3 separate regions of the Mus musculus genome follow, and regions 1 and 2 are each linked to region 3. Evidence: chromatin contacts called from ENCODE Hi-C or POLR2A ChIA-PET data. All regions are on one chromosome and are shown on one strand. Each heading gives the region's core, a stretch centred on a gene start or an enhancer-like site at or near the end of the contact. The rest is flanking DNA. Distances are from core to core; before and after follow the strand shown.

Region 1 (4,005 bases), core at 302-2,801, 41 kb after region 3:
AGCATCCTTCTGAAAGGGCAGCCTGCACAGCTTGTCTCCCCATGGCTGGCAGCAACGGCGCCACTCAGACTGCTACATGCATGGCTATTCAGGAGCCGCTCATCTGCTGCACGCTGAATCCTCTGACGTGTGTTTCACCATATTATAACCATGCCCTTCATTTGCAAACATTTCCGCCTGGCTGTGCCTATGAGCTGCAGAGCCATCGGGTTCGAGAGTCTACTCGATGCTAACACAGCCTCCCATTGTGCAGCCTACTTCTCTGCAGCTTCTCCTGGCAGAGGCAGAATGCTGACCCCCTGGCACCGCTGAGTGCTTTCCCTCATCAGTCTGAGATGCTGGAGTGGGTGTCTCACTATAGAGCCCCATCTCCAAAGGCACGGAGTGTGCATTAGCATGGTCTCCTTGGGAGAGGGTTATTTTTGTCTCTCGTCTTCAGGGATTGGTCCAAAATAGGGGAGGCAAGTATCAGGAGTACAGGAAGAATCAATGTCTCCAGCTCAGCAGAGAGCTGCTCAGAATCGTATTGTTACCATCTCCGCTATCACCCGGTGCCCCTGCAGCCCCAGAGTTCAGATCTAGTGGAAGGGAGCTACTCTTGGGCACAGCACCGAGCCCAGTACTGGGATCTTTCTGTGAGATTTCTCACCACACATTCCACGAGACAGACCTCGTTGCCATAGTTACCGGAGGATCACATGATAGCCTGGTTACTTAGATGTGTAGGAGAACAGATGAAACTGAGGGGGGCTTGGCGCAGCCTCGATGCTTCGCCTCCTAGCTGCGTGCGCATCCTTAGCCAGGCTCCAGGACCTGCCCCACTTACCACTTGCCTGCTCTAGGGGTTAATGGCCACATCATACATTGCTTTCACAATGAGATCGTGCCAAACGTCCCTCAAGGTCCTCTAGTTTCAGGAACCTTCTCTCTCTTCCTAGCCCCTTCCTTCCCTATCCCCTCTGCCCTGCAGAGGTGCTATAATTAAATAGCTGAGTGTGTGTGGCAGGGCCGGGGGTGCGGAAGAGCATGCAGCCCACAGCACTTGGATAACCTCTTCTCTAAACTCTGAGGCTGGCATGAGTCAGGGATTTAGAAGCTGTGATACAGCAGGACACGATGCTTAACGGGGGTGGAGAGGGAGTATGGATTTGTCCTGATGCTGAAGGGACTAGGTGGGGGGAGGGGGAGATCTCGCTTTCCTGAGCACAGGCAGAATGTGGGTAGGGTGGTGTGGATGGACCCTCAGCCTCAGAATTCTGGTAATGGTTACACTCTGAGCATCTCTAATGAGGAGTGGTGGCTACGGCACCCTGACAGTTCCTTCCTATAGAAAGGCCATGCCCGGGCAAAGCTTTTGGAGGGGGAAGCTCTGCTTTTCTCCTGGCCTTCTCTCTTCCCTCTGGCCTTGTGACCAGTTAGGGCATAGTCACATGTCAGCCTGCTGTGAGAGGTTGGTGAGTGGGCCCACCTAACAGCAGCATCTGCACAGTTCCCAGCACATCTGTGGGCCCAGCTCACACAGTGTCTTTCCAACTCATCCAACTCTCCTTGGCCAGCGTCTATAGATGGACCCAGGCCAGGAGAGTTAGCCAAGGCTCAGCCTGAAAGGAATTCTGTCCTGGCAGTGCTAGGTGATTCAAAGAACATTTTTTGGGTCCCTGCCTCAGAAAGCAAAGTATATTTAGAGGAGAAGAGTCAAATAACTTCGCAAATGTAACTAGATTTACAGGATTCACAGAACAAGGGCTGTAGTGACAAGAAGAGATTACTCTAAAGTGGACAAAGGAAGATGGAACCTCAGATCTCAGAGGTTTGTGAGACTGTCGAGTCAAGTGCAAAATATAATAGAATTTCTGAAGTTTTTCTAGCATAACTTTTAGTAAGATATGCTTCTGTCTTCCCTTTTATATGTATTAAATGTACACAAGTCTATCAGGTAGGACCAGACTGGGATAAGATTAATATACAAGCCGGGCAGTGGTGGCGCACGCCTTTAATCCCAGAACTCGGGAGGCAGAGGCAGGTGGATTTCTGAGTTTGAGGCCAGCCTGGTCTACAAAGTGAGTTCCATGATAGCCAAGGCTACACAAAGAAACCCAGTTTCAAAAAAACAAAACAAAAGATTAATATACAAGATGACAATGACTTAAACGAGAGTTTATGTCACCTAAGTGGAGCCTGGTAGTGAGCTGCCCAGAGCTGGTACGCTGTCTTCTCTGATGCTCTGACACCAACGTGTGGTTTCTGCTTCCTTATCTAAGGTGACTCTTGTGGTCCAGACAGTATGTCTGCATTCTGGGCAGCAGCAGCAGGAAACAGCTGCACACCTTCAGACAGGGACACTTGTGAAAAGTGGAAAATCTCACAGAAAGATCCCAGTGCTGGGCTTGGTGCTCTTCTCAGGCATTTCCACAGGGCAGAACTGATTTTTACGGACACAGCTAGCTGCAAAGGTTTCTGAGAAATGTAGTCTATTCTGATATGCCTTGTATCCACTGGGGAATGCCACACCAAGGAACTAGGAAAAAAGGGACCACGGGATGTTTTTACCACCGAATTGGTAGATTGGCCCATGAGTGTACTTACAGAGAAATAAATGCACGGTTGGAGCACAGCTAAAACCAGTTTTTGGCAGTGAGTTTAAAGATCATTACTATGGATCATATAGCTCTGAAACATATAATTAATTGAATAAAGGACTGTGGATGTCTTTTCATCATTTGCCATGGTTTGGAAAAACGTCTCCCCAAATCCCAGATGTTAAAGGCATGGTCTTTCAACTGTGGTGCTATTGAGAGATGGTGTAACCACTAAGAGGTGGGATCTAGTTAGAGGGTGTTGGGTCATTGAGAGCTTGTCTTTAGGACCCTGGCAACTACCTGCCACTCTCTGTCTACTTCTCTCTGCCATGTGCTCCCACCAAAACTCACTGTCTTCATATATTACCCAAAGATAATTGGGGCAATGTACCAAGAACAGAAACCTCCAACACCGTGAACTAAAATAAAGACTAAATTGACTTCTGCAGTACTTGTTACAGCAAAGGAATGCTGTTTAGCTCAACACCACTTGTTGTTTTCTTGCTGAGCAGTATGGGCAATCCACATGTGGATGAATCCCTCCCTAGCCCTCAGCCATGCAGCTGCTGAGACAGGGAACCATGGGTTCTAACTATTCTTAGTAGTCAGCTCATCTTACTCATGGACTCTGAATTGGTACAGGCTATAGAAAGCTGAACCTAGACCTGTCTTTCACTCTGAAAGAGCAAACACTTACCATGAAGCTGAGAGGACATGAAGGAAGAGGCTGTCCACATTCTGATAGGCTGCTCTGGAAATACAAATGAGACTCACACCCAGAGGAGAGAGAGCCACATAGCAAGGGGTGGGTCCTGTGATGTCAGGGAAGCTCATGTGTCCAACTATAAGCACAGACAGCATTCCTCAAGAACCGCTTTGGACTCCATGGGTGCTCTCACTCCTACCCTTGCCTAGAACTGGCAGAGCAATGCAGTGGACAGAACAAAGGACTGATGAGTTCTAAGTGCGCACGCGCACACACATGCACATAGCACACATACACACAGCACACATGCACATAGCACACACACAGCATACATACACATACACACACACACACACATACCCCTTCATGAGACAGATACTCCACTTATGGTACTCTAAGAGTTTGTGGTGGTTTGAATAGAAATGGCCCCATAGACTCATAAGAGTGATACTATTAGGAGTGTGCCCTTGCCGGAGTAGGTGTGGCCTTGTTGGAGGAAGTGTGTCACTGTGGAGGCAGGCTTTCTGGTCTCATATATGCTCAAGTTATGCCCAGTGTGACACAGTTTCCTTCTGCTGCCTTCAGATCAAGATGTAGAACTCTCTGCTCTGTCTCTAGCACCATGCCTGCCTGCATGCCACCATGCTTCCTGCCATGACGATAATGGACTAAACCTCTGAAACTTTAAGTCCATTTGAAACCAAATGTTTTCTTTTAGAA
Region 2 (4,267 bases), core at 155-2,654, 55 kb before region 3:
CTGCACATGTTCTCCTCGGAACTCGCTGTTTTCATCAGCCTATCTCTGAAGTGTCCTCTCCTATGAGGAGCCGGCTTCTCAGGTGCCCCAGAAACTCCTATAAGGAAGTAACATAGAGGTGTCATCATGTCTCCTACCCAGTTGCCAGTGCCCATGGTGGAGGGAGACAAGCTTGCTCGACAGTGGCACAGATTAACTGTAACAGCAATGTGGCAGTCCTCACGGACACTGCTGGTGTGTACTCTAAGTGCCTGGGCATTTTACTGTAGCTCAGTGAAATCCTGCCATAGGTCAGCACACACGTCCCAGGGCACAGACACACTCCCCTAAGGACAGCACTGCCACAGAGGATAAATGTCTCCTGGTATGTTCCCCAGGGTCTCCACAAGTGCCTTCTCAGGCCACACAAGCTGACAAGGCAAGCCAGCCATTTTGTTCCCAGCTTCTCGTGTCCTTTGAAAATCTTGGTCAAATACTGTCACAAATAACTCAAGCTTCACACATGAGGAGCCGACGTCAGGACACCATTAGCCCCTGCCAGGGCTAGGAAGATGCTCTGCCCAGGCTTCTGTTTTATGCACTGCTAGTTCCTGTCAAAATGTAGACAAGCCTAAATGCTGGGGGCTCTGCCTTGCGTCTAACCCAACACAGCCTCTCCCTTCTGACTTCTGATTGCAAGATTCATTTTCTTTTCTTCCAAGCCGCATTTCTCGTGAAGATATGCAAAGGTAGACTCGAAAGTGTCAGAAATAACAAATCACAGGGGCTGGGGCCATGTACCAGCTGTGGATGGCTGGAGCACAGGGACGGCTCCCTTCTTAGAACCAGGTAGAGAAGAGGAGCTGTGAGAAGCGCTTCCGTTTTCCTTACCCCATACTCACCACACAATCACAGGCCATGTGGTTGAAGACCAAGGCCCTTGGGCATCTTTGCCACATCAAGAAGATGGCTGAGTCCACAGCAGTATGAAGTGAATCCCATCAGCACCCAGAAGAGATTGGAAGAGAACTGAATCTCAGGTGAGGCCACGACCTCAGCTAATGCTGAGGGTGCAGCCTGGAGGACCTTGCAGGGAACCCCAGCGTGGGGATTCTCTCTCTCTCTCTCTCTCTCTCTCTCTCTCTCTCTCTCTCTCTCTCTCCCTTCTCTCTCTCTCCCTTTCTCCCTTTCCCCTCTGCATGTGCAAGTGTTAGTATGGACATAGGGTGTGTGCAAGCCTAAGTGCACACTGGCTGCCTTTCTCAATCACTTCCCTACCTTATTTTTTGAGACAGATAGGGTTGCTTGCTGAATCTGGAGCTTACTGATTGGCTAGTCTGGTTGCCAAGCAACCCAGGAATCCTCCTATCTCTGCCTCCTCACCTGGACTTGGCTTTTTATGTGGATGATGGGAATCTAAACTCAGGCTTGCTACCCTGTACCAGCTGAGCCATCTTCCCAGCCGCGATCGACAGAGATTCTGAGCTAATAAGCCACTTGTCTCTGCTGACTCTGTGGTGGCAACTTGCGCTGCCTCGGTGGGAAGGACCAGGACGAGTGAGTGCCTTCTGTGCCTTCTGTTGCTTCACACAGCAGTGCCGTGGGAGGGGTGGAAGAGACTAAGGACAAAACTATCTCTCAATCGTGGGCAATCAGGTTCCTCAACCTCCACAGGAAGTTCTAACTCTGCATTTTGAGGCTCCCCTGGTCTCTAGTCTCCTGTCTAGCTCTCTCCTGGTCCATCCCTGGCCATCTTGTCATACTCCTTACAAGGTCCAGCAGGCCAGGGTCATGTGTGCTAGGACCCAGAAGGATGAACTAACCGAGCCTGCATTACTATGGAAACATGACACCAAGCTGAGGGTGACTCTTGGGGCCAGGAAGGCTCTAAGGGACACTTCTAGTCCACCACACCGGCACTGTCTGTCTGACCTCTAATTAGGGCCATATGACCCAAGACGTCCAGAATTCCTCCGCTTCTGCATCAGGGTGGCCAAAGTTAAAGAAATCCATCTGAAACTACTTACTATAACAACAGCAAGGCTTGGGTAAGAATCAGACCTCAAAGCCTAAGAAGGGTCTACCGGCCTACACAGTCCCACAAATGCCAGGATGGGTGAAGGAGGCCAGAACCCGGAAAGGGTCGTGAGTCTGATGGAGGGATAGGAAAGCAATGAGGTTTTCTGTGGAACTGGCTGTAGCTGGGTATCATGAGGGCCAGGTGAAGGGCAAGTGTCAAAGGTGGGGTGGGTGGGAAGTGGAGGAGGGGGGAAGAAGGTGAACAAGAGGCAGAGGGGACAGAGCAGCAAGAACATGAGAGAGTGCCCGCCATCCTCGCCCTGGCCCTGGCCCTGGCCCTGGCCCAGGCTGCCCTGAGCTCTGCTTCGTGGAGGTCGCAACCTTCCCATGGGTTCCAACCCAACCTTCAATCTTCCCTGCTGTTGCCATGGAGGGGGGGGGTGGGTCTCTTTGTTATAAAAATCAATCACAACACTTCCTGAATGAACTTCTCCAGCAGCGCCCAACCACCTACAGGTCACAGCCACTCCCATCATCCAGAAGGCCTTGGCTCCACCACCTGGGGACACTTAGGTGACTTCAGGACACCTGACTGAATGTTCTTACATAACAGGAAGCCTGCAGAAGACACTCAGTAGAGCCGGAGCTGACTCCCCTTAAAGACTCTCTGCAGCCCTCCCTCTGCAGCCCTCCCTCTGCAGCCCTCCCTCTGCAGCCCTCCCTCTGCAGCCTTCCCTCTGCAGCCTTCCCTCTGCAGCCCTCCCGCTTATGGATTCATCACCATAAGGGCACAAGCTCATCACCAGACGTCAGTTGTGCATTCCAGGCAGAAAGAAGCGATTCAGAGCACCACCATCAGTATGCCCTTCATCTGGGGTGCCCGCATGCTGTGTTGAAGACCCCACACACACACACAAAGCTTGTCTTTGGTAAGAACTGTGTCACATGGCTCCCCTGGCTGCAGAAGATATGGAGAAGAGTATCGTCAACTTTCCTAACTGTGGTAAACTGCCAAGGAGAAGAGGGCTGGGAAGGGCCCCACCGAAGCCAGTGGCCTCTCACGGGTACAGGTCCTCTTCAGTTGTTGGCTCGATAATCGGCCTCCCATTTATAAGCACTCTGTGCCCCCTTAGTTCTCAGCCTGGAACACTCTCCCATCCTGACCAGGCTGCCTTGGCCCTCTTCCTTCCTCCACACAGGTTAGACCTCTGATGGCCTCTGCCTGCACCTGACGCCTGGGAGCTGGAGCTGGGTCTCCCTTGTTTCTCAGCTCTCAGCCCTCACACCTGGAATTACAAGTCATTTCTTTTTTTTCCTTTTTTTCTTTTTAACACTCCATCATGCCTGTCACTTAAGACTTCTGATGTGTCTCCCCATCCCCACAGCCCACCTTGCTCCATGGCCTCCCGGTGACAGCTTAACTGAAGTTTCTGCTTCACACACCCAGGAACACCCCTTTGCTTTCATTATTATTGATCCTGTCACTCCCAGCCCCAAACTCTCAAGTGTCCTCGTTTACTTTAGAGTGGAAGCCAAAGTCGTTGTCTTATCTAGAAGGCCTTTTGTGTCTGCCCATCCTTCACACCTCTGTCTCTCCACACCAGGCTTCTCCACAGGTCTCTCTGAGAGTTCACCATGCACACTCCTGCCTCCACGGCCTTTGTCTGGATATTCTCTCTAATAGGAAGCTCCGCCCACAGATATTAGTCACGGTTCAGAACCAACAGCACATAAGAGGAAACTGATTGTAAGATTTGCCCACGTTCCCACCCCCCGACCCCGTGTTGGCCAAAAAGTCTGACAATTGTCAACTGCAAGCTAGAGACCCAGAGACCTGATGTACAATCTGGTTCAAGTCTGAAGGCTTGAGAACCAGGGAGCCGATACTGTAGCTCCCAAGGAGCTCTGTGAGCAAAAGCTGGAAGGAATGTTCCAGCCTGGTAGACAGAGCCTTCACCCTGCTTTGACCTTTTTATGCCATGGGGATTGGATGACGCTTGACCACTGACCACATGTGAAGCGTGGATTGTCTTTTCTCAGTCAACTGATTACAATGACATTATCTTCTGGATAATGTACAGGTGTACTTAGAAAATACGTTTATCAGTTACCTGAGCATCCTTTAGTCTAGCCAAATTGATGCATAAAATTAGTCATCATACCCAAGTATCAAATGGCTTGCTCTCTCCCTTACCCTATCCAGGTCCTAACCCTGACTTCTGGTCATCCCCAACCATCCCCAACCTTGAGTTGTCATGGCATGTCACTC
Region 3 (4,048 bases), core at 380-2,879:
TCAAGTGAAAATGGGGTGCTATTGGCCCCAGCCAGAAAGAAGGCAGAGCTACCACTAAACACCTAGTGACTCCCCATAGACCCCGGTTAACAAAGTCCTGTCCTGAGAGAGAGAACTAACTCCAGCTACAGCTTTTGTCAGGTTCCTGCAGGAGATATGAATTAAAAACTCAAGGGATACTAGCTTTTGAGTATTCCCCCAGGCCACAGGACAAAAAGCAACAAACCAATCCTACTTCACAAGACTTCAGACACCACCTCACCCCTGCAGATGTCACAGTCTAGTTGCAGTGTCCATTGTCATTCATGACTAGACAAACAGCTCTTTGTATTTCCCAAGTCTAGATCCTCCAAGACTCTCAACCCAAAAGGCAGATTAACACAACAGTAAATGTGGCCACCATTAATAACTATGTTATAGCTTCTTGACATGTCTGTTCCAAACCTGTCTCTTTAGACACATTCTGTTCAATATTGTTTTTTCAGCACTTTGTTGGTCACTGGCTATACAGTAATAAAAAGGAGATTACAGATTACCATCAGCAACAGTAACAAAACTTAAACACGTAACTACATTTTAATAAAGGCTTGTGAGCATAAAGTGAAATGAATCAAAGATGAGCCCACTTCAATCATGGCCCAGCTGCGTTGCACCTTTCTGGCTATTTTTAACAATACTGTGACAAGGTTATCATAGTACAAGTAAAGTAGACTATGCTCATAGTCAACGAATTCTCTGGCTACTGGCAGGCAAGTTTGAGATTCTGACTGGGCATGGCGACACATGGTCATGTAGCTCCTGTGGAGGTGAAAGGGTTCAGTTCTAGGACAGACTGAACCACATAGTGGTTTTAAGGCCACAAAAGCAGTATACCTATAACCTAATTAGATCTAATGGGGAGCAGCTTGTTGCAGGTACAGGGCAACAAATGCAGAGATTTACAACGCCATTTCTAACCACCACTAGATGTTAGAATTGCAATCGCTCTTAATAAGGTATCTGAAGTTCACAACGTGGTCTAAATCAAGTGGAGGCGGGGAACGACCTTTTATTCTTTCCCCAAGTATTAGCAATCCAATAGCCAGCCTGCACAGGCCAAGCGAGCACGTTAGGATTTAGCCGATTTTTCAGGCTCAAGTCTCCATCTATGTGAAAGTCCCTAGTAAGTCAAAATACCCTGAGCACGGAACCAGTGAGGGAACAATGGCAGCGAGTCTGGCAGGGGGTCATGGCCGAGCGGCGGCCACGCGGGGCCCCGGACGCGACTCCCCCGCCGCTCCGGCTAGCGCCTTACAGGGCTCCCGGCTGGCCAGGGAAAAACGAGGGCGGCGGGGCAAAGGCCAGGCCGGGTGAGTGAAACACGAAAGAGTGACTGCTGAGCCACTCGGCCGACAGCCGCCCGTAGACCGGAGGTCACACACCGCAAGGGCAGGGGGACACGCTGAGACGACACCGAGAGAGCGGGCGGGAAGCAGAGGGGCGGGCGAGGGCCCCGCAGTTCCCGTCTTAGGCCCCGCCCCCGCGCGCTTATGTAACAGGGGAGAGCTGCCATTGGCCTGCAGACCGGAAGGACGCGGGCATGCTAGAGGGGCGGGGCAAAGCCGCCGCAGGAAGGTGAGGGGCGGGACCGCGCGGGCAAGCAGGCGGCGCTGAGGCGACTGGGAGTGCGGCGCGGCGTGCGCGGGCACGAGCGACGGGCCTGCCTCGGGCTCAGGCGCGGCGGGCGCGCGCTGCGGCGGGTGTGCGAGGCGCGGGCTGTTGTGCTCCCGGCTCTGCTCGGTCCTTCCTCTGCGGGTGGCGGAGGCCCCAAGCGGTGCGGGGCTCGACCCTTCCTTCCCTACTCGTCCTGCCCAGCTCTTCTCGCGCTGCGCGGTCTCTCGGACGCCAGACCGGCCCGGCCCGGGTAAGCGGCGCCGCAGGACGCGGGAGCCGGGGCGGGAGGCACGCGGCGGCGGGAGGCCGGGGCGGGCGTCGGACTCCCGGCGGAGCGGGCGCGGGGCTGAGGGCCGCCGAGGCCTCGGGCGGGCCGGGCTGCAACCGTGGGGTTGAGTCTGCCCACGAATGGCTGTTGAGAGCTGGGATCGTGCCGCGGAGCCGACCTGGGCCCCTTGCTCTGGCTGGTTGCAGAGTGTGAGCCCATTTCCTGGCTCCCCGGCCTCAGAGTAAGTTGTTTCTCTTTAAGCGGCCCCTTAGGGCCTCCTTCTCAAGAGTCCTGGTATTCCAAGAACTCTTCCTGGTTCGTAGCTCATTTGCAGCCTCCTGGGAAAGCTAAAACTTTTATTAAAAATCAGCTGGTAACTGTTTGCAAACGATTTATTGCCTTTCAGTTTGTCCCACTTAATCAGGGAGCGATTTATACGTAAGATTTTGTCAAAAACTCGATGAGCTGGTCAAGAGCAAATTGTAAGTTGAACTGTCCGAAAGCAGGTGGTTGGATCGTTTGCACTTCTGCTTTCAGAAAGGAAATCTGTGCTGTCAGAAGTTAGGGGCCTGCCCCGCTCAGCTAGCCTGTTAGAACAGATCTCCTTTGCCTAGTGTTACATTTTGTGTTTATTGAAGCGTTTGCCTTTTTGTAACCGTTGGTGGTGGTAAAGAAAATGGGTTAAATCTTAGGTGTTCTGTTGTGTTTTAGGAGAAGCCCTAAACGCAAAAGTTAAAAAATAGTTTTTGCTTATCTGATGGCATTGTTTTTACAGCACGCTTCATGAAAAGGTTATCAAAGTAGCTGCTTTAATTTCTAGATGGCAAGGAAAGTTCTGGAATTACTGATGTGAGGTTCTGTAACTTAAGCATAAAACCCTTAAGATCTGTTCACCAAGTAATTCACATACATAAGCCATGCTTTATGGAAGAGTTAAGATGTTTTAGACAATCAGAATGATCTAGTAAAGATCTGATACTAAGACAGGGGGACATTAAGAGTGTTTTCAGGACTGGAGAGATGGCTCAGCGGTTACGAGCACTGTCTTCTCTTCCAGAGGTCCTGAGTTCCATTCCCAGCAACCACATGGTGACTCACAACCATCTATAATGGGATCTGATGCCCTCTTCTGGTGTGTCTGAAGACAGCGACAGTGTACCCATATATATTAATTTTTTTTTTTAAGGAATGTTTTCAAAGCATTGGTGTTCATGTATTGAAGACCCACCATCAAAATGTACTTTTAAATATGCCATTGGAACATGGTGAAGTGACACAGGCCTTAAAATCCCAGCCCTTAGGAGGCAGAGGCAGGCAGATCTCTGTGAGTTCCAGGCCAGCCAGAGATATGTAGTGAGACAACCCCCCAATATACTATTGAAACTTAGAGAATTGATACGGCATTGGTTTAAAAACACAAAAATGAAATATAATTTTCATGACAAACAGTTTATATTTGCCTTGGGTGGGAATCGAGTTCATATATTAGGCTGGCATATTAAACATTCTCATGGTTGGTGAAAGACTGGATGGACTTCCAGTTTGCTACGTAATACTAGTGGGAATGTGTCCAGTACGTGTGTGTTTGTTTAGTTTCCATTGTGGTGGGGGATGATGAGGAGAGCTTGATTGTCACTGAAACACTTTTGACTTTATATCCAGTAGCTAAAGAGAATTGCAGTCAGAAAAGGCCAACCCTCTTCATAGTACGGTCCCTTGTACATTCATGTCTTTTAGTAATTTCAAAGTTTAAAATGTAATTACAGTGCTAGTCAAAGTGGCATTGGACCTCATTTTAATGTGCTTCAAAGCACTACTCTGGTAGATGCTGGGTGAACAGGTTTAATTTGTGCTGTCTAACCAGAAGTCTGGTTTTAACAGGAAAATAATTCTTTTAAGTGACAATTGTTTTAACTCATTTTTGTTTACTCCAGGCCATTAGTAGTGAAGAATAGAAAGAACCTTTCAGCTTTGTAAAAGGTACCCTCACACCAGGGTTCTAATTTGTCTTTACAATGTGTGCGGCTGGGCCAGTGAGGTGGCTCAGCTGGTGAAGGCGCTTTCTGTCAAGCCCGAGGGTCTGAGTTAGATCCCCAGAACACAAGTTGTAGAAGAACACACTCACAA

Evidence for each region. A loop is a pair of places that touch in the nucleus more often than their neighbours do. ChIA-PET counts read pairs that join two places held with the same protein, here RNA polymerase II (POLR2A).
Region 1: a map of left cerebral cortex shows a loop between it and region 3 (4-fold over the local background). The contact joins the enhancer-like site here to the promoter of Zfp706 in region 3. A Hi-C loop is called at or near these places in 3 of 37 maps with a recorded cell type or tissue (gastrocnemius, left cerebral cortex and regulatory T cell). POLR2A ChIA-PET finds 5 or more read pairs at or near these places in 3 of 5 experiments (all embryonic stem cell).
Region 2: POLR2A ChIA-PET joins it to region 3 with 94 read pairs in embryonic stem cell. The contact joins the enhancer-like site here to the promoter of Zfp706 in region 3. POLR2A ChIA-PET finds 5 or more read pairs at or near these places in 5 of 5 experiments (Patski and embryonic stem cell).

The regions. Positions count from the first base shown.
Region 1 is chr15:36,964,217-36,968,221 of GRCm38, reverse strand. No RefSeq gene overlaps it. Among named protein-coding and RNA genes, the nearest start is that of Gm34590, 28 kb to the right of the region's middle. Within about 2 kb of position 1,551, at least 1 of the 3 ENCODE cell types and tissues checked has a DNase peak (open chromatin) inside an H3K27ac peak, as active enhancers do; it is left cerebral cortex, where a contact is called at or near this core.
Region 2 is chr15:37,059,938-37,064,204 of GRCm38, reverse strand. No RefSeq gene overlaps it. Among named protein-coding and RNA genes, the nearest start is that of Gm34724, 16 kb to the right of the region's middle. Within about 2 kb of position 1,404, at least 1 of the 3 ENCODE cell types and tissues checked has a DNase peak (open chromatin) inside an H3K27ac peak, as active enhancers do.
Region 3 is chr15:37,004,983-37,009,030 of GRCm38, reverse strand. It overlaps Zfp706 (zinc finger protein 706), which reads left to right and starts at 1,629. Exons shown (of 4, transcript NM_026521.4): 1 at 1,629-1,903. It overlaps LOC115488529, which reads right to left and starts at 3,325. Exons shown (of 2, transcript XM_030248876.1): 1 at 3,321-3,325; 2 at 558-2,175. The coding sequence starts at 3,325. The coding sequence ends at 1,227.